Linked DNA regions of Homo sapiens: region 1 is linked to region 2. A link is a contact called in ENCODE Hi-C or POLR2A ChIA-PET data. All regions are on one chromosome and are shown on one strand. Each heading gives the region's core, a stretch centred on a gene start or an enhancer-like site at or near the end of the contact. The rest is flanking DNA. Distances are from core to core; before and after follow the strand shown.

Region 1 (4,673 bases), core at 745-3,244, 590 kb before region 2:
GTTTGCGCCTGTAGTCCCAGCTACTTGGGAGGCTGAGGCAGGAGAATTGCTTGAACCCGGGAGACGGAGGATGCAGTAAGCAGAGATGGTACCACTTCACTCCAGCCTGGTGACAGAGTGAGACTGCGTCTCCAAAAAAAAAAAAAAAAAAAAAAAAAAAATCTGGCTTGCACCTGAAGCAGCACACCTCTGGTATTTCTGTGTATTTTTATTATAAATAATTTTATTTTTCTCTCGATATAGTTACCTTAATTTTATGGGTTTTCCTTGAATTTCTGTAAATTGGCCTTTATATAAAAGTTCAACTGGCCGGGCATGGTGGCTCACGCCTGTAATCCCAGCACTTTGGGAGGCCAAGGTGGGCAGATCACCTGAGGTCAGGAGTTCAAGACCAGCCTGGCCAACATGGTGAAACCCCGTCTTTACTAAGAATACAAAAAACTAGCCTGGTGTGGTGGTGCGCGCCTGTAATTCCAGCTACTCGGAAGGCTGACGCAGGAGAATCGCTTGAACCTGGGAGGCGGAGGTTGCAGTGAGCTGAGACAGCGCCATTGTGCCCCAGCTTGGCTAACAAGAGTGAAACTTGGTCTCAGGAAAAAAAAAAAAAAAGAGGCTGGGCGTGGTGGCTCAAGCCTGTAATCCCAGCACTTTGGGAGGCTTGAGGCGGGTGGATTACCTGAGGTTGTGAGTTCGAGGCCAGCTTGACCAACACAGAGAAACTGTCTCTACTAAAAATACAAAAATTAGCCGGGCATGGTGGCGCATGCCTGTAATCCCAGCTACTCAGGAGGCTGAAGCAGGAGAATCGCTTGAACCCAGGAGACAGAGGTTGCAGTAAGCCGAGAACACACCATTGCACTCCAGCCTGGGCAACAAAAGCAAAACTCCGTCTCAAAGGAAAAAAAAAAAAAAAGAAAGTTCAACTGTAGGTTTCAAAAGCTCTTAGGCCTGGAAAGGCCAGAGGTCTAATTCCTTTCTCTGTTTAAATATTAAATTATGGTCTGAGGGGAACAATATTGGATTCCTGTCTCATTTCCGTTTTATTCCTTCTATACCACAGCGATCAGCAAGGGTATCTTGCAAACGGTTTCGCAAGATTCTATATAAAAAAGTTGCTTAGGCCAGGTGCAGTGACTCCCGCCTGTACTCCCAGTACTTTAGGAGGCCGAGGCGGGCGGATCACCTGAGGTCAGGAGTTCAAGACCAGCCTGGCCTACATGGTGAAACCCTGTCTCTAATAAAAATACAAAAATTAGCCAGGTGTGGTTGCGGGTGCTTGTAATCCCAGCTACTTGGGAGGCTGAGGCAGGAGAATCGCTTGAGTCTGGGAGGCGGAGATTGCAGTGAGCCGAGACCGTGCCACTGCACTCCAGCAGCCTGGGCAACAGAGCGAGACCCCGTATTAAAAAAAAAAAAGTTGCTTCATGTTACAAGCCAGTGACTCTTGGATGGGATGCGTTTCTGAAGCCGTCGCTGTTCAGCAGAGCGGTGAGAAGGGCAACCTTTTTCTGATCGCTTTCCCAAGCAGGCAGGAATCTAAGTGTCCGGAAACGCCAGGAGCTGGCCGCCAGGTGAGCGGAGGACGAAGGGGTCCTGACTTCTAGGGGACAGGCCTTGGCAGCCGCTTTGACCCGTAGCCCTGTGGAAACCAATTGCATTTCTCTTCATATCTTCCACCAGGCCGGGGCCTGGGGTTGCCGCTGGAGGGGCTAAAGACCGCTCCTGCTTCCTCAGCCGCCCCTTGCCCGGCGCGGGAACCCGACCGAGAGCCCGCCAAGCAGCGGGACTCCACTAGCAGCTGCGCGCCTGCGCACCGGGGCCGAGCGCGCGAGCGTTCCTTCCCCGCCTGTAGTCCCTCACTTCGTCGCCCGGTCCGCGCGCCTGCGCGCCGGCTGGGAGGAACTCAGCTTCTCCGCCTTGGCAGGCGGGAGGACGCGCGCGCGCCCGCGGCGAGGGGGAGGCAGTGCGGCGGCGGGAGTCGGGCCGCGCGCGCCAGTGGGAAGCGTCCGGCTGCCACAGCGCCAGCTCCGTCGTAGTCGCTGCCGCCCGTGTCCCGCTCGCCCCTCCTCCCGCTCCCCCGCCCGCCCCTGCCCGGGCGCATGCGCTGCCGGAGCGCGAGGGTCGGCTTCGGGTGTGTGGTGGCGGCAGAGCTGAGCTGCGAGGCCCGAGAGTCAGAACCTGGGGGAGAGGGATGGTCTCTGCACGGGGGGGAGCCGGAGGAGCCGCCGCCGCTGCCGACGCCACCGCCGCAGCCGCCGCCGCCGCCGCCCCGGCACCCGCCTCCCGGCGCTGACGGTCTCGTACGAAGCCGGCGAGGGGGAGCCAGCAGCGGCGGTCGCCGGCACGCCGCCCAGCATGGTCCGGGAAACCAGGCATCTCTGGGTGGGCAACTTACCCGAGAACGTGCGGGAAGAGAAGATCATCGAGCATTTCAAACGGTGAGTGACACGAGGCCCGCGGCCGCGCTCGCTCCTCGGGCGCCGCTTCCCGCCCCGGCCCGTTGCCGGCCCCTCCCGGAGCGCGGAGCTGGTGAGGAGGACTCCGGCCCGGACCCACGGGCGCTGTGGGACCTCGTCAGCCGCTCGGCCCGCGTCGCGGCGTTGGGCCTCGGGTGTCGGCGGTGCGGGCGGCCAAGCCGCGCCGCCTTCGAAGAGCCCGCGGGGCCCCGGCGGCCGCGTCCGTGACGAGGGAGGTGACCGAGGCTCGGCCTCCACGCAGCCGGCGCCCCGGGGCTGCCCTCGCGTCAGCCCGGGAGTCGGTGGGAGATGCGCTGGGCGGCGGGGTCGCGTCCTTGCGCGCAGTGCCCGGCCCGGAGCAGCCGGGACCCGAGCCCGCCCGACAGCCGGGTCCGGCGCCGCCACTCCAAGCTGCTCTGCGGGCGCTCGGCAATGTCTGACTTCGGGAGGGTTCCGTGCGAAGGGAAAGGCGGTGCGAAAACAGAAGTCGCAGTAGGTACTGTGGTCGCGTCGCGGACCCGGAGAGACCATCTAGGACCTCTCCGGAGGATTTGCAGCCTTGAAACTCACTGGGAATGGCAAACGTTTCTCGTTTTTGCGGGGCTGGGTGGAGAGTGGTGTGAAATAAGTTGGTGCGCCCGTTTGGGCTTCCTCGTCCCCGGCGGAGGAGACCGCGTCTGACAGGAGGTTGCTAGCCCCGGCGCCCGTAGCCTCGGGTCGCACTCCCAGGCCGCCCTAAGACCCTGGTGCCCCCCACCCCTGAATTCCCGAATCAAACGGTAAAACATTCCAAACCTTTTACGATGAGAAGATGTAGCTTAAAAAAAAAACCTCCCCTGAATATTTTTGTGAATTATAAGAATAAATGTTGTCGTTGATACATCTTATTGAGTAGCGTGTAGTGCGTTTTCTTTGTGAAATGCCTGTGTACCGTAACAGATAGGCCTCCGCATAAAACACTTATTAAAATGACGATTGGCTTGGACTTGGTGCAGATTCAGAGGGACCATAGCAAATCTGTGGTTGTCCTCGAAAATGACAGTTTATTCCGATATTTAAGACCCTGGAAGGTTTTAAGTTTGGCTTTTAATTTCCCTTACTATGTAGTGAGTGAAGGAAATTATGGAGCGTCCTCATTAATGAGTCACCATGGGAAAAATAGATTGCGTCGCTCGCTTTGAGCCGCTTGGATAAGGAAATGGAAGCAGCGGCGGCGGAGCTCCTGTCTTTTAAATGGAGGATCATTGATTGTGTTGGTGGTTGCTGTTACTGGGGCATTAAACCCTCGCCGCTGGAGCGCGCGTCTGCGCGTGTCCGCGTGTGAAAAGGAGCCGGGAATCGTGGGGCCATTCATAACCTGCTTGAGCTGTCCTCGGCAGGCCGGGGGGAGGTGCGCGCTTCCAGGGACTCTCCCGGTGTTTACTACGTCGTGCCTGAGAAACCAGGCGGGGGCGGGGGGAGGCAGGGAGCAAAAATTCACCTCTGTGCCCTAGGATGAAGGGGAGACCACGGGCTGGATTGGGAAGCAGATGGGAACTTTCTCTTCCTGGCGCTGCTCCACCCCTTACCCGCCCCCCACCTCCTGGCTTCTCCTCGAGTATCGTCAGTGTTTTGATGGAAAAATCATTTAGGTGTACATTATTGGAGTGGAAAAACCACTTAGATGTGCTCACTTTAATCCCCTGTGGACTTTCTCTGTAGGTCTCTGCCTGGGAAATTCGTATGCACCGATGTACAAGCACGTGCATTGCAGCATTCGCTCGCTCCTCAGTGTTATGTGCCTAGACGTGTCATTTCTCATTATGCAGATTCCAGAGACATTGCATGCTTATGGCTGGGAGTTTGGCCCCTCTGCAAGATGAGGGGGCAGAGAGAAGAAAGAGGAAATCGTCCCAGGCAGCTTTGGAAGGGTTCTTAGTGGACGGTGCTGCGGTCTGGCTTGTGTGAATGACTTTCTAAAATGGCGGCCAGGACCCACTTTATGTGGGAATCAGCAGAGCCGATCTCAGAATGCACAGAGGGAGGAGGGGGCGGAGGATTCGAGCTGCCTTGGAAAGCGGCAGTCTGGAGGAACATTACTGTATTAAAAACGGCTTAGCTGGCAGTTTGCTCACGACTGCATTCAAAGGAGTATCTTACCTATTGCAGAGTAAAAGCAGATGCTACTGATAAAAGCAGGTTATTTTAAAACTAAGCAGATCATGTGTCCCTGAAATT
Region 2 (4,734 bases), core at 1,678-4,177:
ATCCCAGCACTTTGGGAGGCCGAGGTGGGTGGATCACTTGAGGTCGAGTTATAGACCAGCCTGGCCAACATGGTGAAACCCCGTCTCTACTAAAAATACAAAAATTAGCCAGGCATGGTGGCGCATGCCTGTAATCCCAGCTACTTAGGAGGCTGAGGCACGAGAATCACTTGAACCTGGGAGGCAGAAGTTGCAGTGAGCTGAGATCATGCCACTGTCTTCCAGCCTGGGTGGTAGAGTGAGACTTAGTCTCAAAAAAAAAAAAATTGGAAAATAAGGCCAGGTATGGTGGCTCATGCCTATAATCCTAGCACTTTGGAAGGCTGAGGCAGGAGGATCTCTTGAAGACAGGAATTCAAGACCAGCCTGGGCAACATAGCAAGACCCCCGTCTCTACAAAAAGTAAGAAAAATAGCAGGGTAGGGTGGTGTGTGCCTGTAGGCCCAGCTACTCAAAAGGTTGAGGCAGGAGGATCCCTTGAGCCCGGGAATTTGAGGCTGCAGTGAGTGATGATCGCACCATTGCACTCCAGTGTGGGGTGACAGAGAGAGAAAGAAAGAGAGAGACCCTGTCTAAAAAAAAAAAAAAAAAGAAAAGAAAAAGAAAAGAAAAGAAAAGAAAAATAACCAATATTTGCAAAAATGTGAAGAAATTGAAACCCTTGTGAACGTAAATGGTGCTGCTGCTGTGGAAGACAGTTTGGAGGCTCCTCAAAAAGGTGAGCAAGGCCGGACATGGTGGTTCACACCTGTAGTCCCAGCTACTTGGGAGGCTGAGTTGGGAGGATCACTTGAGCCTGGGAGGTTGAGGCTGCAGTGAGCCATGATCATGCCAGTGCTTTCCAGCCTGGGCAACAGAGTGAGATGCTGTTTCAAACAAAACAAAACAAAACAAAACCACTAAACATAGCATTATTGTATAACTCAGCAGTTTCACTCCTATGTATACACTCAAGAAAATGGAAAACAGGACTAGAACAAGTGTTTGAACACCAATGCTCATAGTAGCCCGATTCCCAATACCAAAAGGTGATAACATCCCAATTGTTGACAGATGAATGGATAAACAAAATATGGTATATACATGCAATGGAATATTATCCCTCCATTAAAAGGAATGAAATTCTGATCCATGCTACATGAAAGAACCTTGAAAACTTGATGCTAAGTGAAATAAGAAACACAAAAGCCCAATATTGTATGATTCCACTTATAAGAGGTATCTAGAAAAGGCAAATTCATAGAGACAGAAAGTAAAACAGAGGTTACTAAGGGATGGAGCAGAAGGAAATGGGAAGTTATTGCTAATGGGTGTGGAGTTTCTGTTTGGGATGATGAAAAGTTCTGGAAAGCATGATATAGTTGCACAATATTGTGAATGTACTTAATTTCACAGCATTGTACACTTAAAATGGTAAATTTTATGTTATGTATATTTTACAATAAAAATGTAAGTGGTTAGATCAATCCTATAATAAAAAGCTTATAAAAAATGAGTAGAAATGGCCAGTCGTGGTGGCTCACGCCTGTAATCCCAGCACTTGGGAGGCCGAAGTGGGCGGATCACTTGAGGTCAGGAGTTCAAGATCAGCTTGGCCAACCAGATGAAACCCCCGTCTCTACCAAAAAAATACAAAAACTAGCCAGGCTTGGTGGTGGGTGCCTGTAATCCCAGCTACTCGGGAGGCTGAGGCAGGAGAATCGCTTGAACCCGGGAGGTGGAGGTTGCAGTGAGCCGAGATTGCACCACTGCACTCCAGCCTGGGCGGCAGAGTGAGACTTTGTCTGAAGAAAAAAAAAAAAAAAAGTAAAAAGGAGAAGGAGAGTGAGAGAGAAAAGGAAAGAAGGGGTGGGGAAAGTTTGGGGTATTCAGTGAATCAGAAGTTTGGGATCAGCTTCACCCCCACATAGGGGCTGGCACATTGCAGGCACTCAACTCAATGAGAGAATGGTAGGGAAGGAGGGATTTTGAGAATTTGGCTAGGGTAGACATTGTATCTCCCAGAATATTCTGGGAGAAATCGAAGTTAAGACTGGAATTCTTCTTCTTCTTTTTTTTTTTTTTTGAGACAGAGTCCCGCTCTGTCACCCAGGCTGAGGTGCAGTGGCACAATTTCAGCTCACTGCAACTTCCGCATTCCGGGTTCAAGCGATTCTAGTGCCTCAGTCTCCCAACTAGCTAGGACTACAGACACACGCCACCAAGCCCGGCTAATTTTTGTATTTTTAGTAGAGACGGGGTTTCACCATGTTGGCCAGGCTGGTCTCGAACTCCTGACCTCAGGTGATCCGCCCGCCTCAGCCTCCCAAAGTGCTGGGATTACAGGCGTGAGCTACCAAGCCCGGCCTGGAATTCTTCTTAAATTACTTGTGTTACTAAACTTTACTTCTTTGAATACAACTCGTTGTTGAGGTTTGGCCACACGGGGCCCTGAGCATATAAGTGGGTTCCCCTAGGGGAAGCATGGAGGGTGGTAGGGTAATGGCATCTATTTAGTCTGGTGGGTCAGGTGCCAGCTGAGCCTTACAGTCAGGAGAGGGAAGGATATTCAGGCAGAGGAGGCGCCGAGGCAAAGGCTGGAGGACAGAGATACTGCAGGGTGGGCTACAGCTTTGCCTCTCGGTCAACTGGGCCCCAGGCCTAAGAAACTGAAGCGATGGGGATGATCCACACCCAGACCACGGGTTACAGAGGGGTCTGTCCATGGCGGGCGCAGGGCGCTTTCTTTGCGTCGGAGGGTGTCTGGAGGGAAGGAGAAGCCTCTGGAGGGAGGGAGAAGCCTCCGGAGGTCGCCCGCCACGTGTCTTGAGCCGGGTTTCCAGCAGAGGGCGCACAAACGAGGCGGTGCTGAGGCCCGCGAGCTGCCGCTCTAGCCGAAACCTGGTCAGAGAGTCGCACCGCTTCCGTCCGTCGGACAGAGGAACGGTGGAAGTCGCCGGAAGTTCGGTGGGCTCCAGGCGTCGCGATGGAGGAGAGCGGGTACGAGTCGGTGCTCTGTGTCAAGCCTGACGTCCACGTCTACCGCATCCCTCCGCGGGCTACCAACCGTGGCTACAGGTGACTACCCACCGCCAGACCAGGCTAGCTCCAATTTAACCCTTTCTCCGCCACCCGGACACACCCACTGCGGGAACCGAGGACAGCCCTGGCCAGTTTTGGGGCGAGGGGGAGCTAATGCTGCTGCTTCTTCCAGTTCCAGGCCCGAGCAGGGAGGTGGATCCAGAGTTTCGCCCGTCTCAGTTCGACGCACGGGACTCCTGGCGGCGGGGAGGGCGTTAAAGCCGTATCTAGCGCTTAGGGACCCCGGTGGGCTGCCGGGTACCCTAAACTTGGTCGGGGGTGGTGATGTCACAGACGCTTCTCTTTCAGCGCTAACCGGTGGCCTTGAAGGGATCCTCGAAAAGCCTTAAGCGGGGAGGTGCCCTATCACAGACGGAAATCCCCGAGAGGAGGGGAGGGAGCCCAGAGCCGGCTGAAAGGACCGGTCCCGGGGAGCTTTAAGGTGACGGTCGAAGCCCAGGGACCCCTTCCTACCCAGATCCCTTCGCACGAATTTCACCCTTGATCACAGCCTGGAGCAGTTGGGAGGACCCCTTCTATATTTCTCTGGTCTCTACCTGAGACGAATAAACACACACGCTTGTAAACATACTGAGTATCTCTGCAAAGGAACACAGGAAACTGCCCTAGGGGAGGGGAACCGCCCTTGGAAGGAAACTTCCTTTCCCTTTTGTGCTGTTTGCGTTTTACTACTCTTTGTATGCGTTATCTATCAAAACGACGAAAAATATTAAAAGAAAAAAGATACACTTCATACAGACAACCTGGCCTATGGCTATTTTGTGCCACTGAGTGGTGGTGGGGAGTGCTCGTATTTGCGGGGGCCTGGGTGGCTCTTGAAGGCGATGGTTGTCCAAGTTTTTCGGAAATACAGGATTGGTCTGCACCCCAAGAATGATGGAACGTCCACATTTCCTCTTGTTACTTTCCAGTTGTGTTACCGTGGGCTCATAGCTGATCTTATGGTGAAAAGATGCGTTAGTGAACATTACATTCATGACATATTTTAAAATAGTATAAAAACAAAAACAACAATAACCAAAATACATTTGTTTTCTGTCATCAAACTGTGGTTGGACCATCAAACCATTGATGGTCGTCTAGCCCCATCTCCTGTTGGGTCTTTTTTTTTTTTTTTTGAGACAGAGTTTCCCTCTTGTTGTCCAGGCTAGAGTGCAATGGTGCGATCTCGGCTCACTGCAACCTCCGCCTCCCGGATTCAAGCGATTCTCCTGCCTCAGCCTCCCGAGTAGCTGGGATTACAGCCATACACCACCACACCCGACTAATTTTGTGTTTTTAGTAGAGATGAGATTTCTCCATGTTGGTCAGGCTGGTCTCGAACTCCCTACCTCAGGTGGTCCACTCGCCTCGGCCTCCCAAAGTGCTGGGATTACAGGCAGGATCCACCGCGCCCGGCCCCCTATTGGGTCTTTAGTAGGATGGATTTGGTTCCTCTTGGTGCCCCAGAGAGCGAGGTTATGAATTGTCAGGGCTGGCTGGTTTAGCTTAGAGGAAACTACCAGTGCCTGCACTTAAGTCTTGGAGCTCTCCTTAGCCTGAATCTCAGGCCTGGTAAGAGGAACAGGAACTGAGTCTGCTGATTTGTGAATTGAGAATCTGCATTTGTGCAGCCCTCAAGACAGCCGCGTCCAGGGTTCTTGAGAACTGGCA

The links. Hi-C counts contacts between places; a loop is a spot of excess contacts on that map. ChIA-PET counts read pairs that join two places held with the same protein, here RNA polymerase II (POLR2A). Pooled maps may share reads with other maps.
Region 1: a map with no recorded cell type shows a loop between it and region 2 (14-fold over the local background). The contact joins the promoter of SPEN here to the promoter of NECAP2 in region 2. A Hi-C loop is called at or near these places in 1 of 168 maps with a recorded cell type or tissue (naive thymus-derived CD4-positive, alpha-beta T cell), 3 of 37 single-sample maps with no recorded cell type and 10 of 50 pooled maps. POLR2A ChIA-PET finds 5 or more read pairs at or near these places in 1 of 52 experiments (CD4-positive, alpha-beta T cell).

The regions. Positions count from the first base shown.
Region 1 is chr1:15,845,713-15,850,385 of GRCh38, forward strand. It overlaps SPEN (spen family transcriptional repressor), which reads left to right and starts at 1,995. Exons shown (of 15, transcript NM_015001.3): 1 at 1,995-2,438. The coding sequence starts at 2,356. SPEN-AS1 (SPEN antisense RNA 1) reads right to left here and starts at 2,435. Exons shown (of 2, transcript NR_024279.1): 1 at 2,396-2,435. RefSeq lists enhancers at 1,125-1,637, 1,638-2,149, 3,573-4,167 and silencers at 1,732-2,301, 2,482-2,901.
Region 2 is chr1:16,437,797-16,442,530 of GRCh38, forward strand. It overlaps NECAP2 (NECAP endocytosis associated 2), which reads left to right and starts at 2,928. Exons shown (of 8, transcript NM_018090.5): 1 at 2,928-3,057. The coding sequence starts at 2,966. It also overlaps a transcript of SPATA21 not described here. RefSeq lists a silencer at 358-528.